Regions from separate parts of the Homo sapiens genome. Here region 1 is linked to region 2. Evidence: chromatin loops called from intact Hi-C (ENCODE). Cell type or tissue: ascending aorta. All regions are shown on one strand. Links, peaks and the distances in the headings refer to the core of each region. The heading gives the core; the rest is flanking DNA.

The links. Peaks named below come from ENCODE experiments on the same cell type or tissue, not always from the same donor. Only the 100,000 strongest peaks of a DNase experiment are listed, where the experiment ranks them.
Region 1: a loop joins it to region 2, with 3 times the contacts of the local background. A loop is called at or near these places in 4 of 110 quality-filtered maps.

Annotation. Positions count from the first base shown.
Region 1 is chr9:8,817,652-8,834,469 of GRCh38, forward strand. The region is part of intron 11 of PTPRD (protein tyrosine phosphatase receptor type D); the gene reads right to left. Among named protein-coding and RNA genes, the nearest start is that of PTPRD-AS1, 32 kb to the right of the region's middle. In ascending aorta, for the core only: no CTCF peak of the experiment used is centred there; no DNase peak of the experiment used is centred there; H3K4me3 peaks cover 1,189 bases; H3K27ac peaks cover 807 bases.
Region 2 is chr9:8,758,372-8,775,189 of GRCh38, forward strand. The region is part of intron 11 of PTPRD (protein tyrosine phosphatase receptor type D); the gene reads right to left. Among named protein-coding and RNA genes, the nearest start is that of PTPRD-AS1, 91 kb to the right of the region's middle. In ascending aorta, for the core only: no CTCF peak of the experiment used is centred there; no DNase peak of the experiment used is centred there.

The DNA.
Region 1 (16,818 bases), core at 3,593-11,592, 59 kb after region 2:
AAAACAAAACAAAATAAAATATACCTTCTATCAATTTCATAGAATGGTAAAATCCATAAAATACCTAATAAGCATACTGATTATGGGAGTTGGTAGTGTGTCTAGCCTCTGTCCTAACAACCATCTTAAATTTCAAGTAGGTTTCTTCTTCTTGGACTTCTTGGTAGAATTTCAAGATTCCTGATGACCAGATTTTGCTCCAAAACATTTGACAACTAAGACTGGGTTGGAAATAATAACCAAGATAAATTTGGATCAAATAAAACTACAGTTAGTTGCTCAGGGGTTTTTAAAAGGCAAAGCATCATCAATACCATTAAACATAAATTTTACAACCTGAGCTTCCAAATTGCCTGTTATAACTCACGGCTTAGTGGGAATATTTTCAGGGCATTTTAGATAGAGTTAAATTGTAACTCTTGAATTTCAATTGAACTACAATTAAGAGCATCTGAAACACTGTATAAATCAAGATTATCCATTTTAATTTCTAGGTGTTTGATACATCAGAAGCCAAAGGTTTAAAGCTTTGGAAAATATCACTTTAATTGACTTTAAACATAAAATTGTATACCTCATCCTAATTAAATGATAGCATTTTACATTTGTGTGGCCACTGGAAAATTTACAATCTATATTCTCTGCCTCACCTTATTTGATTCTCTCTACAGTTTTAGCGGATAGGCAGAGAGATAAAAGAAGAAAATAGGGTTAATTTGGTTTAATAACTTATTTATAATACTGCCTTTAACAATAATAATAGTAAGATTAATCATTTAGTAAACACTTACAGGCCAGGTAGTGTCCTAAGAGCTTTCTTCCTCATTGCTAATGTCATGATCATATACAAATGTCTTCAATTCTCACAGTAATTAAGGTGAGGTTATTCTCATTTTACAGATTAAAACACTGAGACTCAGAAAGGTTAAGCAATCTGGCAAAAGCCACATAGTCAAAAAGTTAAGTCTCCAGAATGCAAAATCATACCTACTGAATTAGTATTATATTCATTTGCCTAAGAACAGACCAAATACTTAGATGTGCTTCTTACAAGAGCACTGCTTCTTACGCACATATTTAATTGTTACTAATTAATATTTATTGCATTTATAAAATTTCAAATAATTTGGCTTTGGTAATCACGATTTTGAATTTCAAATCATTTGGCCATTTTTGATATCAACATAAATTCAGCCATTCTGAACACATAGCTGTTTGTTCGTACAACAGATTTAAACAATTACTCCCGAAGAGTTCCCCGGTAACATTTGGAAGAATAGAGAATCTGGTAACTAACCAGGAAAACGACATAGCACTCTAGTCCACTACTAGTTGCAATGTTCGACTACTGGGTTAAATACAAAATATTGCCATGTCAGAAAAAGGCATAAAATGCTAGAAAATGATGGTTTAACAAGAGATCAACTTTCAAAATTAAAAACATAAAAATGTATCCTTAACGTTGTTAGGATCAAAGGAAATCACTATCTTTGGTGATAAATTAAACACCAAGCACTTACTCTGTGTCTTGAGTATTCCATTATTAAGTGGAAACAATTACTATTATCAAAGTTTGTGACTTACTTGACATGCTTGAATAAATAAAACATATAAACTATATAAAAGCTCATTCTAATACAACATATGTGAGGTAGACTGATCTGTTTCATATTCATATATTAACTTATATTTTATTTTATTATATTTCTCTAATATAAAAGCTCTTTGGGGCCCAGCACAGTGGCTCACACCTGTAATCCCAGCACTTTGGGAGGCTGAAGCAGGCAGATCACCTGAGGTCAGGATTCAAGATCAGCCTGGCCAACATGGCGAAACCCGTCTCTAATAAAAATACAAAAATTAACCAGGCGAGGTGGCACATGCCTGTAGTCCCAGCTACTTGAGAGGCTGAGGCAAGAGAATCACTTGAACCTTGGAGGCAGAGGTTGCAGTGAGCCAAGATTGAGCCACTGCACTCCAGCCTGGGCAACAGAGCAAGACTCTGGATCAAAAAAAAAGCTCTTTGTGAAACTTGGGGCAATTATTAACTTTCTACATTACATTTTAGGCACTTTCAATAAAATGTGGGAGATTGTTAGTTAAAGTCAGATTCCTTTGTGACACAGCATCGTGAAGTTGTTGATAGCCGGAATTAACCAGATAATTCCTTCAACTGACATACAATCAGAGAGCACAAAACGAGCTGAAAGATCACACTGGGGCTCTCCTGTGTCTTGTTCTCCTTGTCCACACAATCATATGCTCAGGAAGCTAAGTATTATAAAAGTATGACATCCCCTGACAATTGAGTTGAGTGCCCTTGTTTCAACATTCTTAAAGTAGCCATTCACAGCAGACGGCATCACTTTTGAGGCAACATTTCAGACATTCTGAAATTTCATTCTCTGTTTGTAAGAGCAGAGAAAAAGATATAAATCAGAATATGTAACAATAACATAGGAAACTATTTGCTAACACTTTCTATATATACATATATGTTTATATTCTTAAAATATATGCATATCTGTAGCTTTAATATAACCACAAATAATACAGGTGCAATTCTGATGTCTACTGCACAGATGTGAAAACTGAGGCACACATAGATTAAGTAATTTAATGAAAGGTCACTCAGCTAGTTAAGTGGCAGAGCTACTTACTGTACTAGGCAATCTAGCTCCATAAGCCATCTTTTCAACCTAAATTTAATATGAGGAAGAGAGTCTCTGCTCTCATAACAGCTTTTTATTGAAGAGAGTATATTTAAATATACAGAATATATTTATAATTTTAATAAAGCCTGATCATATTCATTAGTTAATTATAAAATGTCAGAAAAAATATTAAGAAAGTAAGTGTTTGGTGTTTCATTTACCATCAAAGACAGTGATTTCCTTTAATCCTATCAAGGTTAAGGATACATTTTTATGTTTTTAGTTTTGAAAGTTCAACTCTTGTTAAACCATCATTTTCTAGCATTTTATGCCTTTTTCTGGCATGGTAATATTTTGTATTTAAAGAAATCAATTTCTCAGCGAACGCCTCCTTGAAATTAAAATATATACATACTACACACCACACACACACACACACTTTTTGTGTATGTATATATGTCTCTGGACTCACACAAGACTCAAAGAGTAGAGTCACAGAATACCTCTATATTATGTTCCACTATCCCTTTACAATTGCTTAATGGTGAAAGTTCTTTTCTACTCCCTACACGACAAGTCAAGGAGTCTACTTATTTTTCTAACTCTTAATAATATGATGTCATACAATCATTTTAAGTTATCAAACACAGTCCCAATTCAGAAATTAGAGTGCCCAGTTCAGCATATTAGTCGCACTTGAAACTTTCAACTTATAGCCACCTCCCTTTCCCAGCTAGGGTTGGCTATAGACCAGCATCAGAAAATAAGTGAAAAAAGGTATGATCAGCCCCTTCTTCTCCTTTTTCACCTCCTCTGATCCCTCTGCTCCTCTTGATAGGTATTTTCTTGAACTATGGGGTTTAAGTAGTGAGAAAAAGGAAACAATGGGAATAAGAAAATTCTTAGATGATCACAGTTGGTAGCTGGCCACATACATGCTCTCTGGGTTTGGCCCATGTTTACAGCCACCTCTCTCTCTCTCTGTCTCTCTCTCTCTCTCACATGGTAAGCTCATGGCTTCTTCAGAAGGCACTCACTCCTGGACTCCTGTTACCTGCTGTGCTGAATGTGGGTGCCATAGTCTACCCCACGCATCACTCACTCCTTCTACAACCCCTAGGAATTCAAGGTAACTTCTACTGCGGTTTGTTTCTTTCTCTTAGCAGCTCCTTGGATAAGGCCCAAGAGGGCATCCACTCTTGTCTGCAAGAAACATTTAGAAATCCCCCTTTCCCCTAAGAGTGGAGGCCAATCCCAATGCAGTCACCTCTTCTTTCCTCCACTTTGTGAGAAACAACTAACTGGCCTGGCTCTTGACTGTTTTAGACTTTCTAAGTAGAAATAACAACATCCATCCAATAAGTTCCTTCAACTTCAGGAAACAGAGTCTCGCTCTGTTGCCCAGGCTGGATTGCAGTGGCACAATCTCGGCTCACGGCAACCTCCGCCTCCCAGGTTCAAGCAATTCTCTGCCTCAGCCTCCCGAGTAGCTGGGATTACAGGCAACTGCCACCATGCCCCACTAATTTTTGTATTTTTAGTAGAGACGGGGTTTCACCATCTTGGCCAGGCTGGTATCGAACTCCTGACCTCGTGATCCACCCACCTCGGTCTCTCAAAGCACTGGGATTACAGGCGTGAGCCACCCATCTGGCCTGAAAACTAACTCTTTAACAAGGCAAAAGTCTTTAAATATTCTGTGATCATAGACAGTTACAGGATTTGTTGCCACCACTTTGGCAAACATGAAAGTCACTGTGAAAGCAGAAAACACATTTTTAGTGGTTTTGGTTTTGGTTTTGTTTTGCTTAGTAAGCATTTTTCAGTCTCCATTATTTCATAAATGCACAAGGGGCTACACCCTTCTTATGTTTCTTACTCTGTACCAAGTTGAGTCACTGAAAGTTTCCCCCAGTGATTTAGTATATCTGGTCTCTTTGATTTTTGCCCCTGGAACATTCATCCATGCCCAGGTAATGTCTGCCTTAGAAAGGGCTCTAGTACCCTAACTGCTATCAAAGCAAACTCAGATAGAGAAATAAAAGGCTATAAGAACTGGAAATAAAATGTTAAAGTACAAACCAATATAATCATGTGTTCTGACAGAGAAAGTATACTTTAAATTGTGCACAGCCAGGCGCTCACTACAATTTGGAAATTCTCCCAGAGAGAGTAGAACTGTTACATTTATACCTTGGTTGGAAAGTTAAGGACATGGTTGTTGAAGGCTAATGTTAAAACGCTACCACAGGAGAAGGGATGATTCACTGAGATAAAGTAATTATGGAAGTCAAACACATGCTTACAAGTACAGTATCAATAACAATATTATTGAGGACTTATTTGTGTTATGCATTATACCTCACAGCCTTCGGTTGGGGCTATTATTTTTATACCCAAATTAGACATAGGAAACCAAAGCTAACAGAGATTAAGCAATTTGCCCAAGGTCCCGCAGCTGACAATGGAACAGAACTGGAATCCAATTCTGTTAAACTTCAACCCCCTCCCATCCCCCAAAACCACCAGTGCTGCAGTCATTTACTTAAGCTACGGCAATTTAACAGGTTAGAAAGCAGAAAGGATTAACAGATTTCCATTCCTCCAAACTAAGCCCAGTGTTCACACAGCCCACACTGGAATCTTTCGAAAATAACATTTCTGGTCAAGTCAGTCCTCGGTATGAAATCTTCCAATGCTTTCCCATCTACAGCTGAAGAAAGTACAGAGGATCTAGTAAGACATTTAATACTCAGGGTTCTGTTTCCATTTTACTCAACAGCCCACACCCCACAGCCTCTTCTTGAAGCCCTCTTCTCTCCCGGTATTCTACTCTACTTTAATATCCTAGTTTTCTTCTTACCACTTGGGCCTGTTCTTTCTCAGGCTCCTTAGAAGTTTCACCCCCTTTGCCTGACCTCTAAATGTTCAGTGTTCCACTGAACCCCTTCTTAAAATTCCTGGATGATTTCATCCCTTCCCACAAAGCTTTAATTGCCATCTTTGGTTTCAATGATTCACAAACTTTTAACTCAACAGCAATTGTACCTTTGAACTACAGAATCATGTAATACATAGCCCTTCCCCACCTTGCATGCTTCATGGAAACCTTAAACCAATAGTTTCCAAGCTGATTTCCTTATCCGCCAGCAAGTTTATATGCCAGCCTTCCCCATCTCAAGAAATCACACCTTAGCTGGGTGTGGTGGTGGCGCGTGCCTGTAAGTCCCAGCAGCTCGAGAGGCTAAGGCGGGAAGATCACCTGGGCCAGGGAGGTCGAGACTGCAGTGAGCTGTGATCACACCACTGCACTCCAGCCTGGGGAAACAGAGTGAGACCCTGTTTCAAAAAAGGGAAGGGAAAGGGAAAAGGAAAGGGAAAGGAAAGGGAAAGGAAAGGAAAGGCGGAAGGAAGGAAACCATTTTGTTACAGGAAAGGAGTCTTGATCCAGACCCTAAGGGAGGGTTATTGGATTTTGCGCGAGAAAAGATTAACGGTGAGTTTGCAGTGCAAAGTGAAAGCAAGTTCATTAAAAAAGTAAAAGAATAAAAGAATGGCTACTTTATAGACAGAGTAGTCCCAAGGGCTGCTGGTTGCCCATTTTTATGGTTATTTCTTGATGATATGCTAAACAAGGGGTGGATTATTCATGTCTTCCCTTTTTAGATTGTATAGGGTAACTTCCTGATGTTGCCATGGCATTTGTAAACTGTCATGGTGCTGGTGGGAGTGTAGCAGTGAAGACAACCAGAGGTCACTCTTGTCGCCACTTTGGTGTTGGTGGGTTTTGGCTGGCTCCTTTACTGTTACCTTTTATTAGCAAGGTTTTCATGGCCTGTATTTTGTGCTGACCTTTTATCTTATCCTGTGACTTAGAATGCCTTAATCGTCTGGGAATGCAGCCCAGTGGGTCCTAGCCTCATTTTACCCAGCTTTTATTTAAGATGGAGTTGCTGTGGTTAGCACACCTTTGACATTTCCCCTCTCCCTTTTATAAGAGAACCTTTGATCCTAAGGGTTGCCCAGGGACAAAGATCTATTTTTTGTAACTTTTTTAGGCCAAATAGGGGCGATGATATTTTGGCCTAACTATGGGGGTCTCTTGCATTCACGGTAGAGAAGAGCTTCGTTAGAAAGTGTTAGTATGGTAAGGTTTATTTATAACTTTTGAGTTTTGACAAAAGGTGGTATCTGTAAGATTAGTTAACTGTTTAATAAAACATTCAGTAAGCTTGTTTTGTATTCTTATACAAAGAGTATAACAGTAATATATTTCACAAGAGTAAAGCAAAATAAGTTATTTTAAGTAAACTAAATTAGAAGGCTTTTTATGAACTGGGCAACTGTTGGAACTAAGCTGATACCGGGTTGTCAGCTGATTGTAATGTGCCCAGAATTAGAATACTGATCCAGATTTTTACATTACTTATTCCTTTTGGTTTTTTTTGAGCAGCAGTTAGAGATCACTGGTTGGTTCACAGGAATAAGCAGGGTTTGCTGAAATTGCAGAAATAAGCTTAGAAACAACTAATGAGACTAGAATTTAATAACAAGTATAGTATAGTTCTTGAAACGTAGTATTTTTCCCAGTTTTCCATTTTCACTAAAGATAAATTATGGTAAGACTGATTTGCTTTATTATACTTGGCCTGATTATTTGTATAAAGTGCAGTAAGAATAATTATTTTTTACATAGGCTTTTTAAAAATTGGCTTTGATGGAACTTTGTTTCATAGAAGGAATTTTAGATAAGACTTTTTTAAAGCTGAGCCCTGCCATGAGTTTGTACCTTTAAATATTTATGAGTTGGGTAAATTTCTTTCTTTTTGAGGTCCCAAGATAACTTGTGGTTTCTGGACCTGTTAGAAAGTGATATTTTTTATTTGGCACAGGTTAGAAACCCTGTATAGGGACTGTTTTAGGCAAGGTATGTGGCCAGTTTTCTAAAGGGTTTTTATTGGCTTTACAAGTTAAGTTTGATAACTTAAAGGAAAGTACACCATTTTAGTTAAAGCCTTGGTAAAATAACCAATTTTTAAAATTGTGTCCTGTGACAAAAGAAAACAGATGTTTATTGCACTCATGTAAATAACTATATTGTCATAAGAATGCTTACAACTAGTTTTTAAAATTCTGAAAAAATGAGGTAGAGAGAAATAAATATGCTCTAAATTTTTTTATAGGAGTACACTTAACTGTTAAAAGCTGTAATAGCTTAAAAGAAAAGGTTCCTTGACTTTGAAAAATAAAAGATTAGCAACGTTTTAAGCAAAGTTTAAAAGAGAGGGTTCTTGGATTTTGGCAAGAAAGAATTCATGGTGAGTTCGCAGTGTAAAGTGAAAGTAAGTTTATTAAGAAAGTAAAGAAATAAAAGAATGGCTACTTTATAGACAGAGCAGCCATGAGGGCTGCTGGTTGCCCATTGTTATGGTTATTTCTTGAAGAAATGCTAAACAAGGGGTGGATTATTCATGCCTCCCCTTTCTAGACCATATAGAGTAACTTCCGACATTCCCATGGCATTTGCAAACTGTCATGGCGCCAGTGAGAGTGTAGCAGCAAGGATGAGCAGATGCCACAATTGTTGCCATTTTGGTGTTGGTGGGTTTTGGCCAGCTCCTACTGTAACCTGTTTTATCAACAAGGATTTTATGGCCTGTATTTTGTACTGACCTTTTATCTTATCCTGTGACTTAGAATGCCTTGTCTGGGAAGGCAGCACAGTAGATCTTAGCCTCATTTTACCCAGCTTTTAAGATGGAGTTGCTCTGGTTCACAGGCCTCTGACAATTCACAGATAAAGGCCTGTATCTGTCCTCAATTTCTTCCCAATCTTCCTCCTCCTCCACACCCTTAACTCAATCAGTTGGAAATCCTGTAGTCATTGCCACCACCATCTCTCATCCAGACTACCTATAATAGCTTCCTAAATGGCCTTCCTATTTCTACTCTTGTTACCTCCCAATCTATTCCTTACAAAGCATCCAGAATAATTTATATATTTTTTAAATCCATTGTTTCACCCCTCAGCCTACAATCCCTCCCATGGTCTCCTATTGTGCCTTAAATGAAATCCAATCTCATTACCAAAGCCCTGAGCCATCAGACCTCCTGACCATTTTTCTCCAATCTTAATCACTTTTGACTCACCCAGTCCACCACCCTCCAGCCCTGCTGGCCTCCCTTCCGTTCACCACACAGTTATTTCCTGCCTTTTATCCTTCATACGTGCTGATACCAGCTACCCATATCCAACTGATTCCTTCTCATCCTTCAGGTCTTTACTTAAATGTACAAGACCAAGATTCCAAGACTGCAGGCACCATCTTTTTTTTTTTTTCTATATAGTGCTTATCCAATTTGCAATTGTGTATTCATCCATTATTTTACTCTCCTGCTGGACGGTAAGCCCCTTAATGGCAAGCATAGTATCTCTTCTGATCACCAGTAAATGCCCAGTGTTTAGCATGATGCCTGACAAACAGAAGAAATTCTACAAATATTAAAATTTAGAGCCTTGCGTGGTCTGGTCTCTGACAACTTCTCCCAACTCTCTAACCCCACACACTGGTTCTCATCATATCTTTAAAAAAGCTTATGGGATACCCAATGAGCACGATTCCTTGACACATGTTTCTCCTTCTGCCTGGGATGCTCTTTCTCCCCTTGTTTAAACTGGCAGATTTCTTCTCACTCTTTCAGTCAAACTCTAGTGTCTTTCTACCCCTACACACACACATATAACACACACACACACTACACACACCCTCATGGTTCAGAGTAGACTTGATTAATTCCTCTTCTCTAGGCTCACTACACTTCTGATAAAATATTATCATACTAAATTGCTAAAAAATCTGTCCTCCTATCAATCTCCTTTAATAGACTAACTAAGCTCACTGAGGGTAAGGACAACTTCTAATTCATATTTCAGTCCCCCAAACCTAGGGAAATCTATGGTAAATAGATACGTGACTCAACCCATCAATCTATTTGTTATTGAAAAAATTTTAGTTTTAGACCAGGTGAGGTGGCTCATGCCTGTAATCCCAGCACTTTGGGAGGCCAAGGTGGGTGGATCACCTGAGGTCAAGGGTTCAAAACCAGCCTGGGCAACATGGTGAAACCCCATCTCTACTAAAAATACAAAAATTAGCCAGGTATGGTGGCGCACCCCTGTAATTTCAGCTACTCAGGAGGCTGAGGCACAAGAATCACTTGAACCCAGGAGGCAGAGGCTGCAGTGAGCCAAGATTGGGCCACCACACTCCAGCCTGGGCAATAGAGTGAGACTCTGTCTCAAACAAACAAAAAAAATTAGGTTTTTGCCACAGAAAGTAACCAAATTCCTTTTTTTCCCCTCATAAAGTAATCAGCTCATCATTTATATTTCAAAGCAGAGCATGCCTTTAACCTATAGGGTATTTATCATGTCTCATCACTCAAAGATTTATTATTGTTTACTAGTGATTATTAAAATTTATGAATTAAACTAAATATGGATGTAATCCAATTAAGACATAGCTAAATGAACTTGAATAGGACCTATTGAAAAGAACAGGCCTGAAATCATGTGGATGAGTATCTTCTCTGAAATATCTACATTTTTATATTAATATAATATCTCAAAGCACATTTAATTAGTACTTATCACCATCCCCTAAACAATAAGATAATAATATATTCAATACTGTGTTGGGCACTGTTTAATCTGTTTGGCTTATATGTATATTATTTTAAAAAGGAAGTAAATCCCATAAAAGTCTACAGGTTATACAATCCACAGATGAAGAGCTGGATGCAATGATTATGAAGTACACAGAGCTTGATGGAAAGAGAATCATTTCTGTCTTCCAATGGCTAATTTGAAACTGGTGATACTCAAAGACTTGTGTTTAAACATGACTATGCACAATGGACTAAATGTTTGTATCTCCCTAAATTCATATGCTGAAGCTCTAATACTCAATGTGATGGTATTAGAAGGTGAGCCTTTGAGAGGTAATTAGGTCATGAGGGTGGATCCCTTGTGAACAGGAATAGTGCTCTTATAAGAAGAAACATCACAGAAATGACTTCTCACTGCCATGTGAGGACAAAGCAAGAAGGCACCTGTCTGTGAACCAGGAAAAAGACCCCAAACAGGAACCAAATCACCTGACACCTTGATCTTGGACTTCTGGCCTCCAGAACTGTGAGAAATAATGTTTGTTGTTTAAGCCACCCTATCTAGGATATTTTGTTGCAGTAGCTCAAAGAGACTAAGATGTTATGCTTGTTAGTAGTACTCTAAGGCAGGCAGAACCCCAAATTATGAGTTGCTGCTGAATTGATACCAGGTTCTGTAGCAGTTGAAGAACTAGTTATCAAAAAGTGAGAAGGTAACTGAGAGTACTATTATCTACGCATCTCTAAAAAACATATATAATAAATTGTTAAGTCCATGTTTTTTCTGGATTCATTATAAAGCTTTAACTTTGCAACAGAATAACATTAAATACTCCCTATAAAATTTGTGAAATTCTCCTCTCCATGTAAACTCAGACAATTCAAGCCATGGCAGATTTGTTATTATTTTAAAATAACTTAGGGTGCGTTCATCTTCACAGCATATGTGGACAACAGTGTTCCATAAAATGCAGTACTTGAAAAAGAAACACATATTCTTGGAAATACTCTATCACACTGTGCCAGCAATGCCATCTATCATATGCATCCATTTTAAATTTACTGTTGAGAGCTTTCCAAATTAAATAGATAATCACTACTAATGTTTCCTTAATTGTCCATGTAAATTATTTTATTTTTATAATTGAAGTATAGCTTATATAAGTGAATTGCCCGGGTTTTAGGTGCAGCTGGATGACATTTAACAAATGTTATGTCTACATAACCCACATCCTTATCAAGATATACAACATTTCCATCACCCCAGAAAGCTTGTTCATGTCCTTATCCAGTCATCCTCCTCTTCCCTCACTCCCAGCTCCCTTCCATCCTATGCCAAGGCAATCACTGTCATGATTTTTGTCACTATAGATTAGTTTTACCTAAAAAATCACAGAGGGAATCATACAGTTTGTACCCTTTTGTTTCTGGCTTCTTTCACACAATATACTGTTCTCGAGATTTATCATTTTGTGCATACATCAGTTCATTACTTTTGTATTGGTGAGTAGCTCTGCATTGTGCATTTAAAACGTGACTTTTTTGGAAGGTTATTATAATCCTATGGAAATCTTTATCATAACACACATCACACTGGGTTAGAATTTCTTGGTGAACTGGACTTTTCCCCCTGACTTGCACACAGGTTGTTGTCCAGCACTTGACAGAGCATCAACTACCTCCTGGGAGCTCGGTTACTAGGAAGATAGTACACATTAATGCATCATCCTCTAGAGATATATTTTGACAGCACAGAACAATGAAACAACCATAGAATCAGCTGACTGGGGACAAACAGCTCAGTCTACCACTAATAACCATAATCTTCAGCAGGTCATTTACCCTTCCTGACCTTCACTTTTATAATCTGTAAAATGGAAATAACAATAACATATCAGAAAACTAGTATGAAGATTAAATGCTATTACTTGTATGAAACCTCTTCATTAACTATATAATTCTATAAAACATTATTATAATGTAGCTGAGACAACAGACCTTTCAGAAAATATTTACTGGGTAATACCAGTAAACAAAATTTGAAGATTAAATACCAAAGTTTGAATCTGAGTCTTTACTGTGTTGGAATCAGGCATTGTTCTAGTCTCCTTACATTTATTAACTCTTTTAATGTTTTAAGCATCACTATAGCATAGGTACTGTTATTATGTTCATTTTACAGATGAGAAAATGAGGCAAAGCACATAAAATGACCTGCTCAAGGTCTCACAGCTTACAAGGGGAGAGCCTGAGGTATTAACTCAAGCACTTGGGTTCCACAGTCCAAACTCTTAAGTGTTTTGTTTTACCCCTTTTCTACAGCTTGCTTAGTATAAATTTGCAAAGATTATTTTGAACTCTAGCACTTGAGGGAAAATAATCAAAGGATTAAAAGATATGAGATAAATTTTATAGAAATTGTAAGACTTCTGGGCACTCTCAAAAGTCCACAAGAAACAAAAAATCTTGATATTAAGAAACAAGAGGGTAAACAAGAAAGGAAAGTGGAGAATGGGCTTCAGTCATCGAATCATGGACAGATGAGAGGTTTCAAGCACAATTAAGTGCTCTGTGACCAAACAGAAAAGTGAGGACCATGATCATCTCAAAACTCCTTCAACTCCCCCCAGTGAGGAGTGTGCAGCGACACAGTGTCCACCCTATCATGAGGGGGCATGTTCCTCCCAGTCAATACCCAGCAAAGGGGAAGCAGACACTACTTCGCTGAAAGGAAGACTTTTTAAAAAGAGAAAACAAGTGCAAATGGTCATTCGCACGCAAGGATATTCACAATCAAATCCGTAATTTGGGGAAAGGGCATACGTGATGGTGAAATCATTGCTTAAAGAAATCCCAAAACCCTACTAGAGTGTAAACTGTTGCCTCATTTTTCTAACAATTCTCTTCAATTGATTAATTATTAGTGAAACCATTATAAGGCTTAATCAGCAAGTGATATATCAGCATTTAGTATGAAGTTTATATTTTTAATAACAAATATGCTTTAGAATACTCAAGGACTAGTTTTTCTGAGGAATTTTGATGATCCAGCTTCACCTAAGATAGGCACTTAGAAAATCTGTGGACTTAGAAGGGACATTTGGCATCACTGAATCCAGCTCCTACACTTCGCAGACAAGATGACTGAGACTCAGGAAAAGGGTTTTGTTTTTCTGATACTTGACAGTAAGAGGGAGGGTTGCGGAATGGTTTTTATTAAAGACTCCCCTCCAAAACTGTCATGAATTCATTCCTGCACTTGTTTCAGACATTCTCTTTTCTGATGATTATCTTTGTTAGGTCTACCTCTTGAATCCTAGGAGAATGTCAAGAAATGTTTAAAGGTGAGTTGGTTAAAAATTTAAAACAATCTCGCTTACTCTGTATCAAAATACACTTGGCTTGCTTCCATTACACCATTATGAAACTGCATTAGGAGACCGGACTACACATTATACAGTCTACATACAATTAAATACATTATATAACATGCTCAGAGACCAGACTACACATTATACAGTCTACATACAATTAAAAAGCAAATCCCAATCCAATTCAATAAAACCAGTCATTTCAAATAGAAAGAGAAACAACTGGGTGAGCAATATTAAAGCTTGTTAAACTTTCCTACAAATGTATAATAAACCCTTTAAAATGTAATGTCCTGAATGAAACATATCATCTTCAAATATTAAAAAAGAACTCACATACAATCTGTCTCTTTCAGCCACAGTTAGAATGAATTTTATCATTCTGAAAATTCTCTGCTATTGGTTTCAACACTGTATCACTTTTGTGAGTCAACTACATTGTAAACACTGCAAAACCTCAGAGAAAGTTTCACAAAACAAAGACGATTTACATATACTAATTTGACAAAAACTGCTTCCAAATCACAACGTTTTATGAAGTCCATATTCTATTTCTCCTTTAGTGCTTTTTTTGACAGTTGGAAATGGGTACAAGTTGTAATTTACTTGTATCCATTTCCTACTTTAGTAGTGTCCAGGAAAATTATTTGAACAGCATGACAGATAAAAGGCAACAATGAAAAGTGTTTGCAACCTTCTGAGAGCTATAATGTGCACTGAATGCAAACAGTAGCCGGTGATTTAAATATGTATGTGTATATGTGTGTGTGTGTGTGTGTGTGTGTGTGTGTATGATCTATACATATGTCTGATGACTACCAAGACAGTACCTAAATATATTTAAGAATCCTGCAATAAAAACGTTATGCCAAATGGTGTGCATTGATCCAGTAATCCCCAAAGCTCCTGGTCTCAACCTTTAATTTATCCTAACAGATAACTGCTTTGAGAAAAACAATGAAGAAAACAGTGAAGACTGACAGTGGGTAACAGTGTATTTTTGTAATCATGAAAGCAGAAAAACAAAAAGATGTCAAATGTAAAGCAAGGGGCAGCTAAAATCATCTTTTTTTTTTTTTTTTTTTGTCAAATAACACTTCACAATGTGAAAATTATGGGGAAAATAGGCAATGAATTACAAGTAAGAGAAAAAGTCAATTATGGCAATTACCAAAACAGCCACACAACATTTCAGACATGCCCAACTGAACGAGGTCACAATATACTTCAAGTTATGAGAAAGAGAAAATTAACCAGTGTTTGCACCCACTATGTGTGTTTTGTTAACAAAGTGATTTTGATTAAGTTTGTGGTCACACTGCAGGATCACAAGACTTCACAAAGAGGATTATTTTAAATGTGAAATCTTTCAACTGTAAAACTAATCATTTCTGAAGGAGGCTGGATATTCAATATTTCTCTAAATTGGAGTTCTCTCTCTCTCTCTCTCTGGCTCTTGCTCTCTCTGTATTTCTCTTTTTCAGATTGCATGAGGCTTCATTTTTTCATAAACGCATACCCCCAAAGAACAAAAAATAATATCTGAAATGAAAACAAATGCAACCTTTCACTTCATGTTAGTTGTCTCATAAATTTAATATCTACTCTTCATTACCTAGAAAGCTGTAACATGAAAGACATTTTCTTTCCTATTCTTACTTTGCAGATGAAAAAAAAATCAGCAATACAACTGACTTGATATCTTCTGTGTGCGACCCAGAAATCTTAATAACAGCATTGGCACATCCAGTTCATACACAGGCCACAGCAACAGTGCTTACAGAGAGAAAGAAAAAACATGAGCTTTAGAGGTTGAGCTGGGAAGTTTACAGCTTTTCTCTTCTGACTCATTGTATAGGAAGACCTTGCTAATGAAATAACCATATTGGACAGTATTCTACTACCCCTTAGTTCCCAAGAGGTTATTAGCATTGATTTGAGCATGTGACTTTTGAAACATCTTCAGGATGTTTGAGCACAGCTACTTTTGATAAGCCTGATATATAAAAAGTAACAGGCAGAGAAATGAGAAAGAATAGAGTCCAGTAAGTAGAGATATGTATTTTAAATGGTAACATTTAATTATCTAAGTTTATTCATCGCTTTAGTAGATGTTACATATATATTCTAATTAGCCTCTAGATTTCAAAGCAAATATTCAGGCTGTAACATAATTTCCAATTTTCTTTTTTTCATTTTTTTTTCTCACTTGTTAGGGCTGGATCTATGTATGACCTGGTCCATTTTTCATATTGAAAAAAATTAAAACTCTACTCAGTGAATGATGCAATCTTAATAACAGGCACCATTCACAACATTATAAAGTTGAATGAAAACTCTCTCCTCTCTCTCTCTCTATATATATATATATACACACACACACACACACACACACACACACACGATTCTATATATATTATATATATGTATGATTTAATAACTGTTAAAATTTAGGCTTTGAAAAACAACTGTATTTCCAGACTGGTTGCTTGGTTTCCACCTCTCTTTAAAGAAAAATGACAGCTATATACTGTACCATTTACAAAAATTAACCAACTTATGGATAAATGTATTAAAAACACCGGGCATTTTAAGAAGTTACTTCAGATTTTTAAAAATTCACCTAACAGGTAGACATTTAGTAGAATTCTAAATTTTTATAATTTCTCACATAATTACACAAACCGTTCAGAAAGCACAATAATGCCTAGTCTTTTTCACTCTCATTTCCAGAAGGAATCCTGGTAGAAATATAATGAATTTCTTCCCTTCATAGTCACCTACTTTCATTTATTTACTATTACACTAGAATGATTCACAGTAGTTGAATTCAATAGTTCAAGGGAAAAAGCCTGTTTTTTTCCATGATATTAAATAATTATAACAGACAAGGAAGCTTTCTTACGTAGATTTATTTTTAGATAGATTTTTAAAACCTAGGTATTAAAAACTGGTTTTATTTTGAAAATTTTCATATATCATATGAAGTGTAAAAATCTGATGATTCACATGATAGTGTTTCTTTTTTATAGATAAAATGTTTTAAAAATTCAGCACCTATACAAAAATAGTCTCTTTTATAACCTGTTTTTGTTTATTTCATAAAAAATGTTATTAACAACTAC
Region 2 (16,818 bases), core at 3,512-11,511:
TGAGTTCAGGATGGGAAAAGCTGATACCTTATGTTATATACAAATTAGGGTATGATATTTGATATCATTTTGTTTTAAAAAATAAAAAGCTATGAGTTTACAGACCTATAGATCCAAAGCCTCACCACATTCCAGAATAAAAATAAAACAGCCTAGAGAAATGCTAGAATGAAAGGCTCATAAATTTTGGGCTGTCACACAGAAGTAACAAAGAAGCAAGAAAAGACTAAGAACTCATACTTTACAGTTTACAAAATGTTTTTTTAAAAAGAATTTCTGACTTAATTGTCAATATTTATGGAGCTCATTTAAAATTCTACGCAATATGCTACAACAAGACAAACATTTCTTGTTTGAGAGGAGGAAAGAACGAGATATTAGAAAATAACCTTTTTTTTTTTTTTGAGATGGAGTCTCGCTCTGTCACCCAGGCTAGAGTGCAATGGCGCGATGACAGGCGTGTGCCACCACGCTTGGCTAATTTTTTGTATTTTTAATAGAGACGGGGTTTCACCCTGTTAGCCAGGATGGTCTCGATCTCCTGACCTCGTGATCCACCTGCCTCAGCCTCCCAAAGTGCTGGGATTGCAGGCGTGAGCCACCGCACCTGGCCTAACAGGGTCATTTTTTTAAGCTCACAAAGGTGTTCTTTGGTTTTGGGTTTTTTTTTTTTTAGAAAGAGAGCATCTCACTCTGTCACCCAGGCTGGAGTACAGTGACACGATCAAGGCTCACTGCAGCCTCAATCTCCTGAGGTCAAGCGATCCTCCTGCCTCTGCCTCCCAAGTAGCTAGGATGACAGACACGTACCACCTTACTTTTTTATTTTTTGTAGAGATAAGGTTTAACTTTTTTATTTTCATAGAGATAGGGTTCTACTATGTTGATCAGGCTGATGTTGAACTCCTGGCCTCAAGTGATCTTCCTGCCTTGGCTTCCCAAAGTGCTCAGATTACAGGTGTGAGCCACCATGCCCGGCCTAATGTTATTTAATTGTAATTTTGATCTCTATTGTGTCTTGGAGGAGGCAACTAATATTTTAAAGCTTCTGTTCTCTGCTCTCTCTTGTTTTCATCTCTCTCATCTTTATCAAGGTATTGTCTGGTCTTCTGAATCCTGTGAGACCTGACAATACACTGACTTTACATAATAATTTTTCAAATTTTTTACACTGTCAATCTTACTCTGTTCTAGCTCCCAGTATTTTAATCTGCTGTTGGCATCTTTTGTTCCTGTTACATTTCTTTTTTTTTTTTTTTTGTCCTCATCAATCTTCTTTTCCTACTCATTTCACTATGTTTTCTTTTCACTCCATCCTGCTGCTCATGACTTTCTGCTCTTTCATCAAGACTATATCTTCTTCCTTTCTGCTGAGGAAGTAAAACATTCACTTGAAATTCTCTCCTGGTCCTATAATAAATCCTATTGAGAAAAGTGGTTCTTCTCTTCTTCCGAGGTCTCCAGACAAGCATTCTTTCCCTTGTGCTGAAACATTATTTCCTGGACTCGTGTTTGTTTGTATGCTTCGATTTACTATCCTCTAACTGACAGGACCTATCCAGACACTGTTTGTTGAAAGATTCCATGACAAAGTTTGTCTGTGTCCCTTCTCCCTACTAATCAGGAGAAGATTATTGTAATCTCCTCAGATGTGGGACTCAGTGGTGCTTGTAGCTGGAATCTAAGGTAGCTGGGATTACAGGCGTGCGCCACAACGCCCAGCTAATTCTTGTGTTTTTGGTAGAGACCGGGTTTTACCACATTGGCCAGGCTGTTCTCAAACTCCTGACCTCAGGTGATCCACCCACTTCGGCCTCCACCGCGCCTGGCCAGCCTAACACCTTTTTAAAGGAAGAAGCTTAGTCAGAATTTTAAATACACACAGATACACACACACACAAATAATTTTATTTCAATCATCAGCTTTTTTCCTTATTATAGTATCTAAACAGATAAAAATAAGTGAGATCAATATTCATGTTTGGAGTTTTGTTTGGTTTCTTATTTCACTTACTTTTGCTGCTAATCTCTATTTTAAACAATTCTTTGTTATGAATTCACTATTCTAGTTAAAAATAACAGGTATGTTATTTCATTGCTGAGCTATTAATATCCCCACCTACTCATTTTCTATTTCCTCAAAATTTTTTTGAATGTCAGCATTACAAAATGTGGAAATGGAGAACTCAGTGTGCATTTTCTCTCTCCCTTGCTCCCTCTCTCTGTCTGTGTGTGTGTGTGTGTGTGTGTGTGTGTGGCGGTGGGGGGATGTATGCATGTTTTATGGAGGTGCCTAGTCTGGCTAGCAGAGCTATCACTTTGATTCTTAATGGGAATGTATATCTCCCTTTGATGTTTCTGTGGGTCTGAAGAATGCAATGGCCTTTCTAGTGATTATTCTAGGAGATCTGGCTTCCCACAAGAAAAAAACAAAAGGTTTTATCTCGTACAAGTAAAGTAGAAAGTAAATTGAGGTAGGAAATTGTACTATGGTTCCTTGCTGAAATAATTTTGGGATTAGTGAAGATGTGAGTAGTTCCACTTCTATTTCTAGTGCCTACTGCATAATAGGAATAACATTTTTAAAATATATGATTTCATGAATGAATCATTTAATCTTTAGTCCCTTTTTTCACTAAAAGGTTTATAATTTGGGGCAAGAAGGACACCAAGCTTTTTACATCTCATGTGTCAGCAGATGACTGTGGGATGAAGCTACAGGTAGAAAAATTTAAAAAGACAGAAGCTGATTTCATTTATTTGCCTAAATATAAATGATCTAAAAGATAAGCCAAAAACATTTTACAAATAGAGGCAAATGTGGTTGTCCTTGCATCCTAATAAGGCAAAAAGGCAATTATCAAGTAAGGTGGGGACAGAAAATAGAAGTTTTAACATGGTAGCTATAAAAAGAGACTAGGACACTCTAGCAGAAGAAAAAAGGTGGTTAAATAAAGAATAATTTGATAAAGTGATAACATATATTATAACTAACAAAACTGAAAGACTTCTGTCTTTTTCACAATTATAACATTTCTTTGTGTGCTTTTTTTCCTAAAGTGACATACCACACAATATGGTTACTGTTTATAATGACCATGGATGGAGAGAGCAAGCAAGCTAAATTAGAATTGGAGGATAGATGCTTTTTCATGAGATTTTAAAACCCAGGGTTGCAGCACAGAAAGCGGAGCTGCAAAGGTTAGTAGAAAGAACTAAAATACATCAAATGTGTCTCCTAAGGAGTTACAATCCTAAGAACGTATAACTAATCGCTAACTGTAAAGCTCATCTACATGGATAATTTTATAGACATCTAATAATACTGTTAATAATAACCATGGTCAAGGACGAGAAATGAAAAGATGTAGGGTCTATTAAAGAAAATGGGAAAGAGATGAATCCTCAGAAGAAAATCATTTTAAAGGTCACTAAATTCTGCCACAGTAGTGGAAGAAGGAAGATGAGATTACAGTTTTAGTTTTAAATATATTTGCAAAGTGGCCTACATGTGGATACAGTCTCTTATCCCTAGCTTCTCTGGTGAGCTATAAACCAAGGTCCCTAAGGCACCATTATTAACACATGAATCACAGAGGGTCAAATAAACTCAGATGCCCAATTTAGGTACATTAAAATATACCTACTGGTGGGAAAAGTGAGTAGGGAGATTGAGACTGAAGACTAAGTCTAACCTTTTTAATGTCCATACTATAGCAGTTTAGGGGATGTGTGTGTGTATATATATACAAAGGTTCTGTCTTTCTAGGAAAACATTCCCCACTAAATTAAATATATTAGTATAATTCTCAATAATTTTTCCTCTGCATTCAATAGAACTGTATCATAACTAATTTCATGGAGGCAAGAGAGATCAAGTTTGAACATCAAAACGAGATTGACTTTTGGGAATTTGTTTGGTTTTGTTTCCTACTGACAGTATAAAAGAAGCACCCTTATTGTTAGGACTATATCAATAAAACTGCATATATCACCTTCATGGAAATATTTAAAGCATGCAGAAGTCAGCTATGTTGATAGAATACAGATTTACAAATCAAATAATAATAAATAATGAGAATAAATCTTTTATTATTTTCTTAATTTAATTCAATTTCAAGCATTTTCATATAATAAAATAAATAATTTGTTTTTCTAACACTTCTCTCTGGCACGGAGGAGAGAAAGCAATACAAACTAACCTATCATGTCACCAGATGAACGGGCTCCTTCAATAGAAAACCTCTTTTAAAATTAATGGCCTGCTGCAGCATGATGAGTGCTCAGGAAAAGAAATATTTATGGGTTTTCTCCTAACTTCTGACCCTTGAAACTAAAAGCACTTTCTCCACCTCCTCTGTTCCAGTTAACCCATAGGAAAAACGTCTCTCTTTATGGCAGGGAGAAATTTTTATGATACTCAGAGATATAGCTATATAGATAAGTGAGCCAGTACACAGCTTCCCCCAAAAGCTTGCCTCCCAGCGGTGAGAAAAAGCACAGAATGCCTTGGGAAAGAGGGTAACTGGAACATGCATCGCCTACTCATCTCCCAGCATGGGATGGAGCCTCCTTCCAGCGTGACACTGAAATGCCCAGGCCATTCTTCAGGCTATCCAATGAGTCTCTGTAGTTAATAACCAACCTGAGCATTCAGGTAGGCTCAGGATCCTGGCTCAGATATAAACCCAGATTCCAGCAGGAGTAGCCACTGAAAAATCAAGCTTTTTGGATGCTCTGCCAAAGATGGTTTCAAGCTACTGAAGATCTCAAAAAGAAAACACTCTTTCTCTCTGTTCTCATTTGTTAGCTTGAGACAGTAGAGCAGACTATAAGACTCCAGTCATAAATAATGGTAGGCCAGGGATAGTGGCTCATGCCTGTAATCCCAGCACTTTGGGAGGCCGAGTTGGATGGATCGCCTGAAACCAGGAGTTCGAGACCAGCCTAGCCAATATAACGAAACCCCATCTCTAATAAAAATATACAAAAATTAGCTGGGTATGGTGGCTCATGCCTGTAATCCTAGCTACTTGGGAGGCTGAGGCATGAGAACCACTTATATCCAGGAGGAGGAGGTTGCAGTAGCCAAGATCACGCCACTGCACTCCAGCCTGGGTGACAGAGTGAGACTTGGTCTCAAAAAAATAAAGGCAATAATTATGTATTAATATAACATATATACATTATATATAACATATATAGTATAACATAACACTATAATGCATTGCTACAAATGTCATTTTTGTTTTGAAAAACAGGAAAGAAATAGCACACCTAAGAGAAAGTGATGTTCCCTAAAACAAAAAAAAAAAAGGTCACAATCTTCTTTTGGAATTTTGCTATTTTTGAGAAAAGTTTTTCGTTTTCTAGAAGAGAATGATCATAAGTTACCCCTCTCTTATATCAAATAAAAATGTCCCACATCAAAATGAGACCATGAGCACAAAGACAGCTAGTCATACACACTTCATAAAAAGCCACAAAATGTATTTCCTTTTTAAAAATTCTCTCTCATTAGCTTACTAAATATGGTAAATTCAAGACAAGACTGAACTATTCTCTTGATAATTTATTTTCAGAAAATTAATGCTTTTTAAATATCAGTTTCAAGAGTTCATTAAAAATTATTGAGGGATTGTTTCTTAATAATGAAATGCAAATATTATAAGTGAAGGGAGTGTTAATTACTTCAAAATGTGAAACCATTTGCAGTATTTAAAATAAATTAAGGACACTCTCACTCTAATTATTCCAGGACTGCAGTTAAGTCTCAGTCCTCTATGGTTGTTGTACATATGGCATTACATCAGATATGACACGTATGTGAAACATGCTTTTTCTTCTTCCTACTCTACATATTTTACTGTGATGTGAGCCATATGTTTCATTACAAAGGGTGGTATGAAAAGGCTATTGCAAGAGAGGAAAACTCTTGATTCAGATTTCAGCAATACAGAAAGGCCTCTTCATTAAAAACACATTATTGTTTGGTTTCAAGGCATTTACCTTATGTTCCCAGTAACACCCTGACAGTTTAGAGATTTAAAACATCTGGAATTTAGGCATTAAGATTTTAGGGATCATGGATCTGACACTAAAAATACGGACCATTATGGGACACTCTAAAGAATGGGTTATTTGAGCCAGGCATGGTGGCTCACTCCTACAATCCCAGCACTTAGGAAGGCCAAGGTGGGTGGATCACAAGGTCAGGAGTTCAAGACTAGCCTGGCCAACATGGTGAAACCCCATCTCTACTAAAATACGAAAATTAACCGGGTATAGTGGTGCGTGCCTGTAATCCCATCTACTCAGGAGGCTGAGGCAGGAGAGTTGTTTGAACCCGGGAGCTGGAGGTTGCAGTGAGCCGAGATTGCCCCATTGCACTCCAGGATGGGCAACAGAGAGTTTGTCTCAAAATAATAATAATAATGATAATAATAATAATAATAATAATAATAGCAGCTTATTTGATGGCAATAGAGATCACATGATGCATATATTAATATGTAATCATTTAATAATTAAACACATCTCATGATTGGGCATGAGGATACATTTAATGAGTTATAATTCTGGGTCCCAATATTATCTCCTGTTTATTAGCCAGACAACCTTTAAAACACTGTTCTGCTCTATTAATTCCAGAAGTTTATTTCAGTTGTGTGATTATGATAAAATGATTATCTAGCTTCCTTTCAGGGCCAGGAAGTGAAATAAAACGCCCTTTGAGCAGAAAGTACAAATTTTGCAATTACCAAATGCTAAATACGATTTAAACATATGTGTAGTAGTTTAAAGATATGTACACAAATTATCTGATACTCTTCCCCTCAAAAGATGGAGCATAATTCCACTCCCCTTGACTGTGGGCTAGACTTAGTGACTGCTTCCAGCAAACAGATTATGCCAGAGGTAATGCAATAACATTATGCCAGAGGTGATGCAATAACAATAACACTATAAGTTATATAAAAACCATGACTTCCCTCTTGGGTGCAATCTCCCGCCATCTTCATTCTCTCTGGCATAAGCCAACCTTCATGTTCTAAGGACACTTAGGCAGCCCGTGGACAGCCCCACATGGTGAGAAAAACCAATCCCTGCCAGCAACCATGTGAATAAGGTTAGAAGCGGGTATTATCAGTCCTGCCAAAAGCCAAGTAGCAGAGCCTACAAGCCAATATTCCCCCAGCCTAGCCTTGAGATGACCACATCTCTGGCCGACATCTTGACTGCAACCTCGTAACAGATCCTAAGCAAGAACTACCTGGTTAAGCTACTCCCATATTCCTGACTCACAGAAGCTGTGAGATAATAAATGCTGTTTTAAGTTGTTAAACTTGGCAGCAGTAGCTAACTACTACAGTATTAGTAGTCAGAAAAAGCTAACTACTACAATTTGTAATCAGAATAAGCTACAGTGGGTCAAGAATGAGTCCTGTTCTCCAAACCCAGCATTATGACTTTTCAGCTGTTTGATATTGGACAGTGTATCCACAGCTTCTGGGCCTCATTTCTTCATCTATACAACAAATATTTTAACCAAAATGATTTCTAAGACTCCTCTGGTCAACAAAATATAGTACTCTAAAGCTATAAACAGGTAGTTCTAAACCTGATGTAGGAAAAAATGACAATTGGAATAGCCCAGCATCAGGGACTGTCTTTAAGGCCCTCTTGGTGGATAGTCATTGGTAGTGTCCATACCAAGAGTTTCCTTACACTAGGTGGGAAATGTAGGCTGAAAACCTAACAGCAGGTCCTCAGGTAACATCATTTGGTTCAACCCCATTTCGTTTTACCACTGATGAAAAAAAAAAAAAAAATCAATCCCCAGCCGAGGCCACTGTCTTTGTGGAGTGTGTGCATACTCCCCAAGTATGCATGGGTTTCCTCTGGGTACTTGGTTTCCTCCCACATCCTAAACATGTGCACTGTAGGTGAGTCAGTGTATCTAAAGTGTCCCAGTGTCAGTGAGTAAGTATGTGTGAGTGTACCCTGAGATGGGACGGCATATTCTGCAGGGTCAGGTCCCCAATTTGCACCCTGAGCTGCCAGGGTAGGATCCAGCCTCCTGCAATTCTGAACTTGAATAAGTGCATTGGAAAATGAACAAATGAATGATTAAAAATTACTATCAAATAGAAAATTAATAATTTATCTATAATCATACAAATACACGACAATAAACACTGCAGCACAAAAGCACTCACCTATGTTTGTAATTGATTGCTTTTGAATTGCATGGTGGGAAAGGACACTTCTTACAATTTTCACTTTGCAAACATTTATTCCTTGATTTAACCCACCACCACTAGGAGCATCATCACTCATGGATTCACCAAAAGTTGGGTAAATAATTGTCTTACTTGTTTTTATGAATCTTTCTTAAATGTATATAAAGCTCACATTAATTTCAATGTTTAATATTAGAAGTGTTTATTTAGAAGTTTCGTGATGTGTTTGTGACCAGACATATGCCATAGGAACTTAACTCTTGTTTATATCAATTAGCCGATGGTGAAATTGGCTTCATAGGTTTCGCATAAGGTCATAGTTTTCAAGAACCTATCAACAATGTTAAGTGAGGACTTACTGTATATGTTTCCTTTCAACTCTGGTATGCTATATTTCTGACCCTAAGCTTTAAGAAAAAGAGAAATAGATAATGCCCCCAAATCAAACAAAACCAAAATGAAGAACCGCATATGTAAGAGATTTAGATAAAATATTTCCCCACTTTTTTTTCTTTTTTTTGAGATGGAGTTTTGCTCTTGTTGCCCAGGCTGGAATGCAATGGCACGATCTTGGCTCACCGCAACCTCCGCCTCCCAGGTTTGAGTGATTCTCCTGCCTCAGCCTCCCGAGTAGCTGGGATTACAGGTGTGCACCACCACAACCAGCTAATTTTTGTATTTTTAGTAGAGATGGGGTTCACCATGTTGGCCAGGCTGGTCTCGAACTCCTGACCTCAAGTGATCCACCCGCCTTGGCCTCTCAAAGTGCTGGGATTACAGGTTTGAGCCACCACACCCGGCGTCCCACATTTTTTGAACCAGTATTTCCCCTTGTACAACTCTACTCAAAGATCATTTATATAGGAACTCAAAGACACATGTACATTTGTTGCAGCATTTTTTTTGTAATGGCAAAACTAGAAAATATCTGAGTGACTATCAGTGAGGGTGCACCATACGTTGAGTCATAATAGATGGGTGGCCATGATCAATCTTCAACAAAGAAAACAAACTCTAAAAGCTTTGTTAGGAATCTCAAACTTGACCATACAATAGAATTATCAGGGAGTTAAAAATTTTGTGTTTGTTTTTTTAATTCGGATGCTCAGGTCATACTCCACAATAATTAAGTCAGAATCTTTCAAGGGGAGACCCAGGCATCTGTGTATTTTTGAAACTTACCAGGTGATTCCAATGTATAACTTAAGTTGAGAACCACTCAGTATGGTCTCATTTAAGTTACAGTAAAAAGAAAAAAGACCCACTGCTGTGTATGGGAAAGATGAAAAAGGAAACATATATAACTAAACATGGTGAGAATTAGGATAAAGAGGAAGTTTTACTCCTTACAAATTTTTTACAACAAATATACTACGGTAATTAAAAAAGGTCAGAGGGAAAGAAAATATTTCACCAATTTCTCAAATACAGTAGGGTCTGGAAGAACAAAGACAGTTGTTACTATTTGGCCTGAATTTGCGTCTTTAAAAGATATTAAGTGTGGGCGTGATAGCTCACATCTATAATACCAACACTTTGAGATGCCAAGGCAGGAGGCTTGCTTGAGCCCAGGAGTTTGAAACCACCCTGGGCAACATAGTGAGACCCCCATCTTGATTAAAAAAATTAAAAAATAAAATAACACTGGGTATAATGGTACGTGCCTATAGTCCTGCCTGTAATCCCAACACTTTGGGAGGCTGATGCAGGTGGATCCCTTGAGCCTATAAGTTCAGGACCAGTCTGAGCAACATGGCAAAACCTTGTCTCTACAAAAATACAAAACAATTAGCTGGGTGTGATGGCACACACCTGTAGTCCCAGCTACTCAGGAAGCTGAGAGGTGGAAGAATCTCTTGAGCCCAGAGGAGGAGGCTGCAGTGAGCACAGATTGAACCACTGTACTTCAGCCTGGGTGACAGAGCAAGATCCTGTCTCAAAATAAATAAATAATTTTTAAAAATAAGAAATAAGAGTCATTAAACCTTTAACTACAAAATGACACCCAGCTAAAAAGTAAAAAATGTAACTAATGGATTAGACACTACAGAAGACTACTGTTGTTACTGTTTTATTTTTCCCATAAAACTTACTTTCCTTCTAATAATGATTCCATAAAGATATAGTCCAAAACCCTTCATTGGAAGAAAAATAAACCAAATATGTACAGAATTTATAATCTGGAATTAATATTAGAAATGAAGTAACCTAGCTCTTCTTTTAAGATATAAGAAAAATGAAACTCACTGAATAATCATTAAACAGTTTGCAAGGGACTAGTACACTGACTTACTAAGGGTAGTCTAATGCCGTTCTTACCATGTTATAGCACTATATAATAAAAACAGATTTCCCGTGTTTCAAGGGTGTTTGTGTACATGGCAGGGAGGCACAGGGGAGGTGTTTAGCCAAAAGCAACCCACCTAATTCTGTGTGTTAGCATAACGCCAACTTTTGTCAATGATTTATGAATCACCCAAGGAAAATGTTTTATGTAACAGTGGAAATATTTTTATATATTTAAATGTGCAGCATGAAGAAAAACTAATAAAGATAAATGATTTATGTTATAATGTTTACTAGGCATTGTATCAGGAAACATTTGTGTCTAGTATTTGTTTGAGTTCATTCGGAATTTCTTTATTTACTCACTCACTATTTATATATCTTTGTTTAGTTTCCTCACAACGCTACAGTTTTGTAAACACTAGTACTGAGAACTAAATGAAAATTGCAAAAGCGTAATTACAGCTGGATGAGAATGTTAAGCACTCACTCCAAGTTTTAACCTGAGAGTGTTTTCAGTGAATAGCATCATCAATCAATATTTATTGAACATCCACAAAGTGTGTGATTTGGCCGAGGCAGTAGACAACAAAGGCATTTGTAGTTGTGTGGTTCTCCCTTCTTCTTGCAAGTAGTGGAAAACTGCCAAAAACTTAATGTGATAAATGAAAAAATGTGTCCCCCACCACTCATCTGAATACCAATTGCAAAGTAACAGGTTTCTCTCTAAACATCAGCCCTCAGTGTAAAAATGTAATGGTTCTACTGTGAGAATATTGATGTCAGAAGGAAAGCAACTCTGTTCAACAGTTTTCTATCTCTTAAAAAACTTTATTGTTTTATATTTCTAAAACAAAGAGGGGAGGGAGAGTTTTTGCTTGTAAATAGTTCAAAATTTACAATTAGAAAAAAAAAAAAATACATAGAAATCTGACCGCACTCCCCTGCTCCCAATCCAAGGATGCCAGTAATTGCAAGCTGGTAGATACACAATGGGTTTAAAAAATGGACATTCACGTAAATAGGAATAAGAAATGATCTGCCAAATATTACAGTGCTAAGACAGCTATGAGTGAAAACTGTCTGATTGAAAGTACCGGTCAGGCACGGTGGCTCATGCCTGTAATCCCAGCACTTTGGGAGGCCGAGGCCGGTGGATCACCTGAGGTCAGGAGTTTAAGACCAGCCTGACCAACATAGTGAACCCTCGTCTCTACCAAAAAACACAAAATTAGCCAGGCTTGGTGGTGCACGCCTGTAATCCCAGCTACTCGGGGGGCTGAGGCAGAGAGAATTGCTTGAACCGGGAGAAGTGGAGGTTGCAGTGAGCCGAGATCAAGCCCACTGCATTCCAGCCTGGATGACAGAGCTAGATTCCGTCTCAAATAAATAAATAAATAGAAAGAAAGAAAGTACCTTCTCAATTTGCTATGATAGTGTAATAAAAAAAAAAACACGATCCACTATCTATTCTAATACAATCAAATAATTAGAAAATACAAGAAAATTTATTCAAAGAATGAAAAAATATGTTCTATGAGCTTTGTCTATTTTCTATTCAACAGCAATTCATTTTTCTCTCATTAAATATACTCTCTAAACTGTGTAATATGGAAGATTTAATTATTATTAGACAATGGTGTAGTCAATCCCTCTAGGAAACTGACTGAGAAGCTTTCACTAAATCCAAAATCTTACACTTCAGACCAAACTCAAAGAAGATCCAAAAACAGATCTACTTGATACTTGCTTGACCTTTTTTTAAATTAAATACTTTCGTGGAAATATATATTGTATGTTTTATGTAATGTATGTTCCACTAATTATCTGAAGTCTTTTCCAAAAAATGTTCATATATTAATGGGCAAAAACGTCAAATATTCAAACTCAATTGAAAGGCAAAACACAATAGAAACCTGAAAACTTTAAGATGTAATCAGCATTCATTGAACGGAGTAAAACTTCCCATTGCACAGTTTCTTTGATAACAGTCTTTATGCCAGGCGTGGTGGCTCACGCCTGTAATACCTGCACTTTGGGAGGCAGAGGCGGGTGGATCACAAGGTCAGGAGATTGAGAACATCCTGGCTAATACGGTGAAACCCCGTCTCTACTAAAAATACAAAAAAAATTAGCCGGGCGTGGTGGCGGGCACCTGTAGTCCCAGCTACTTGGGAGGCTGAGGCAGGAGAATGGTGTGAACCTGGGAGGCAGAGCTTGCAGTGAGCCGAGATCACACCACTGCACTCCAGCCTGGGCGACAGAGCAAGATTCCGTCTCAAAAAAAAAAAAGATAGTAGTCTTTATTCTTTATTAAAAATTTAAAATTCTTTCTATTCTAACTGAATACACTGATTTGTAAAATATTTTCCTAGTTATTTACAAAAGTTTTTCCCATTATGGAGGAAAACCAGGCATGTATGCAAGTCCGTGTACACAAAATACTAAAGACTATCACTGTACTTTTAAAAATTCTTAGAATTTAGAACCAAGGAAAGTGTTTTATTCCTTAATATATCTAACAGTAGTGCTTTGTGTGTCATGGTAAAACATGAAATCTTTTTCCCACCAAAAACAGGTGACAAGTCTAAGTCAGTGTAGTATAGTGACACACGGACTTTAAATAAGTATTCAGTAAAACCCAAAGACCTCATAAATTTCCAATGTAAATTTTCTCTTTGGTTTGTCACTTGGAGATTTGTGGAGTGGAAATAGGTATTGGATGTTTGTTTTATGAATATAAAATTTACTCAAAGTTCCAAAGTCATCTAAAAAGAAAAGTCGAATACTTAAAGGATAATTATAAGAGAACACTGTTTTCAAATTGCATGCACGTATACATATGTTCAATTATAAGCATTCAACCCTTGTTTTAGATGACCAAACTAGTAGCCACAGCTGTGACCTGTGCATGGCTTTAAAAAAAAAAAAAAAATTCAGCCATCAGTCATTTACTAACATCATCTTATAAAAAAGCCCAACGCAGTGTACCTCACGCAGAAAAGCTGGGTCATAAACCAAATGCTTTATCAACTAATCAATATTAGCAAATATCAGACTGTAAGAATAATTACTAAAAAAAGAATAAATGCTTGAGATGGATACCCCACCTACCCTGATGTGATTATTATGCATTATATGCCTGTAAAAACTATCTCATGTACTCCATAAATATATACACCTACTATGTGCCCACAAAAATTAAAACTTAAAAAAAAACTATTCCTTCCTGAAAAAACAACAACAACAACAACAACAACACAGATTTTGAGGCCAGAACTCTTTTAAATTCTGCTTATTTTTACATAATTTTATTGTGATGGTTTCAAGTTCATTAACCTTTTCTTCTGTAATGTCTTGTTGGCTATTAACTCATCTTCTCTAATTTTCACCTCAGACAGTGTAGTTTTTTATCTCAAGAGCTCCAATCTGGGTTTTTAAATATTTGCATGTCACTACTTACTTTTTAAAACATAAAGGAGCACAGTACATAAAGAAGTACAGTTAAAAACCTCAAGCAGAAGAACTGCTTGAGACCAAGAGTTCAAGACCAGCCTGGGCAAGATAGTGAGACCCCATCTCTACAAAAAATTGAAAAATCAGCTTGGTGTAGTGGTGCATGCCTGTGGTCCCAGCTACTCAGGAGGCAGGAGGATCACTTGAGCCCAGGAGTTTGAGGATGTAGTTAGCTATGACTACGCCACTGCAATCCAGCCTGGGCAATAGAGCAAGACCTTGTCTCTAAAAAAATAATAAAAATAATTTTTTAAAAACTTGTTTTAATGTTCTTGTCTGCTAACTCTAACATCTGTGTCAATTCTGAGTCAGTTTCAATAGGTTGATTTTTTTTTCTCATGAGTATAACTTTTCTGCTTCCTTCTATATCTGGTAATTTTTTATTAGATACCAGATATTGTTAATTTTATTTTGGGGGTGCTAGATATTTTTGTGTCCCTATAAATATTCTTGCTTTTTGTTCTGAGATTCAGTTAAGATTCTTGGAAACATTTTGATAACTTTAGGCCTTGTTTTTAAGATTCTTTAGTTAGGACTCAGCTTAGGGTTTAACCTAAAGTCAATTTTTCCCCACTTCTGAAGCAAAACCCTTGTTCTACTCTACTGAATGCCCTATGAATTACTCTATGAATGTACTCTACTGAATGGCCTATGAATTATGGAGCTTTCCTCTCTGGTGGGAGCAGGCAATATTCCCAGCCCTGTGCAAGCTCCAGAGATTGTTTCCTTTAGTCTTTTTGAGTGGTTCTTTCCCCAGCCTTGGGTAGTTTGTTCACATGCATTTGCTGGTCAGCACTCTCTTGAATATCAACCAGAGAGGAAGCCTCTGTAGATCTCCAGAGCTCTTTCTGTATAGCTATCTGTCCTGGTACTATGTCCTGCAGACTCCAGCTGCCTTAGCCTACCCAGACACTCGGCCCCATCTTCCCAACTCAGGAGTTTGCCAAGTTTTAATTGATCTCTTCTGTTTAAACCCTAGAAACTCTCGCCAGGCAGTAAGCTGAGGCAATCATGGTACTCGCTTGTTGGTTTCTCATCACTCAGAGGGCACTGTACTTCAGGACCTGAAGTCCCATGTCTTGAGGACCACTGTTGCATGTATTTTATCTGTTTTATGGCTTGTTTCACACAGGAGAATAAATTGGTCCCTATCCTACTTGCTCAAAGCTGAAGTCAGAATTATCTTTTCACAACAAAAATCTGATAATGTAAATCCCCTGCTTAAAACACTTCATTGAATTCCCATCATTAAAATAAATTCCAAGCTCTTTACATTGATTTAGAAATTGACTTCATAATTTAAATCTTGTCTACTTTGCTAGCTAATCTTGTGACTTGTTTACAATAACTATGATTCAAAATAAAATAGCTGCAGTTTCAAATATACAAAATATTCTTTCATTACACTTGCACATGCTGTTTCCTGTCTAGAACTCTCTTTTCTGCCCTGGCTACTGAGAAAGTCTTATTCATTCATGAGTGATCAACACAAATGTAATGTCTGTGAAGCTTTCCTTACATGACACACTTCCAGCTACCTTCTCCCTCTCTCCTGACTCCAACCCCAAGAAGAGTTAGGCAGCCCTCCTCAACGCGCAAAGGAGCCATCTATTATCCAATCTCCTGTTACAGTGCCCATTACTTTGTACCACAGCTATTTATGTAAATATCTATTTCCCCACCTTGGACAAGCTCCTCAGATATGTTTCCTCATTTGTAAACTGGGGATAATACAGGGTGTCAAAAAGTTGGGGTGCACAGGATAAATATATCTTAACTGGGATGATACTTGCATTTTCAACCAATATGCTCAATTTGGTTTCCTTCAACGTCCGGATATCTTTTTTAGGTAGCATACCTTATAAGAAATTGGATTCAATTGCTAATTTGAATAACATATTATTTAATAAAAACACTACAGAGAAAATCCTAAAACATGAAAGACCTCAGTGCCTTCAGAAAGGGAGAAGATTAGAGATTACAGGAGAGAGCTGACAAGATGAAGATGAAGAAAAAACAGGGAGCTTTAGAGACTTTGTAAAGGATTTTATGATGTAACATAAATGCAACAATGTTACACACGCATAACCAAAATGCATGTGAAAAGTAACTTTTTTTTTTTTTTTTTTTTTTTTGAAACGGAGTTTTGCTCTTGTTGCCCAGGCTGGAGTGCAATGGCGCAATCTCGGCCCACTGCAACCTCCGCCTCCTGGGTTCAAGTGATTCTCCTGCCTCAGCCTCCCGAGTAGCTGGGATTACAGGCATGCGCCACCACACCTGGCTAATTTTGTATTTTTAGTAGAGACGGGGTTTCTCCATGTTGGTCAGGCTGGCCTCAAACTCCCAACCTCAGGTGATCCCCCCGCCTCGGCCTCCCAAAGTGCTGGAATCACAGGCATGAGCCACTGCGCCCAGCCATGAAAAGTAACTTTAAAGGGAGAAAATATATTAGAGGTTAGCAATAATTCAAATGTTGATTACGAAGATACTTCATTATATGGTGCCATATTTTCAATTGAAAATATAGTGAATATAAAGGAAAAATTAAAGTCTCTACCACCCTGTACTAGGGATGGCAACAGAAAGGAACAATTTTTGATCGGGCGCCATGGCCAAATAATAACCCACAAGTCTCCAATTAATTGCTATGTCCAGTGATGCCTTAAGTGATGCAGGTACTAACATCTTTGGAATGAACTTTGAATCAATTAATTGTATTGGTATTTAAAATAAAATACATCATTAAAAAATGTCTCATACGTCAGAGCAAACA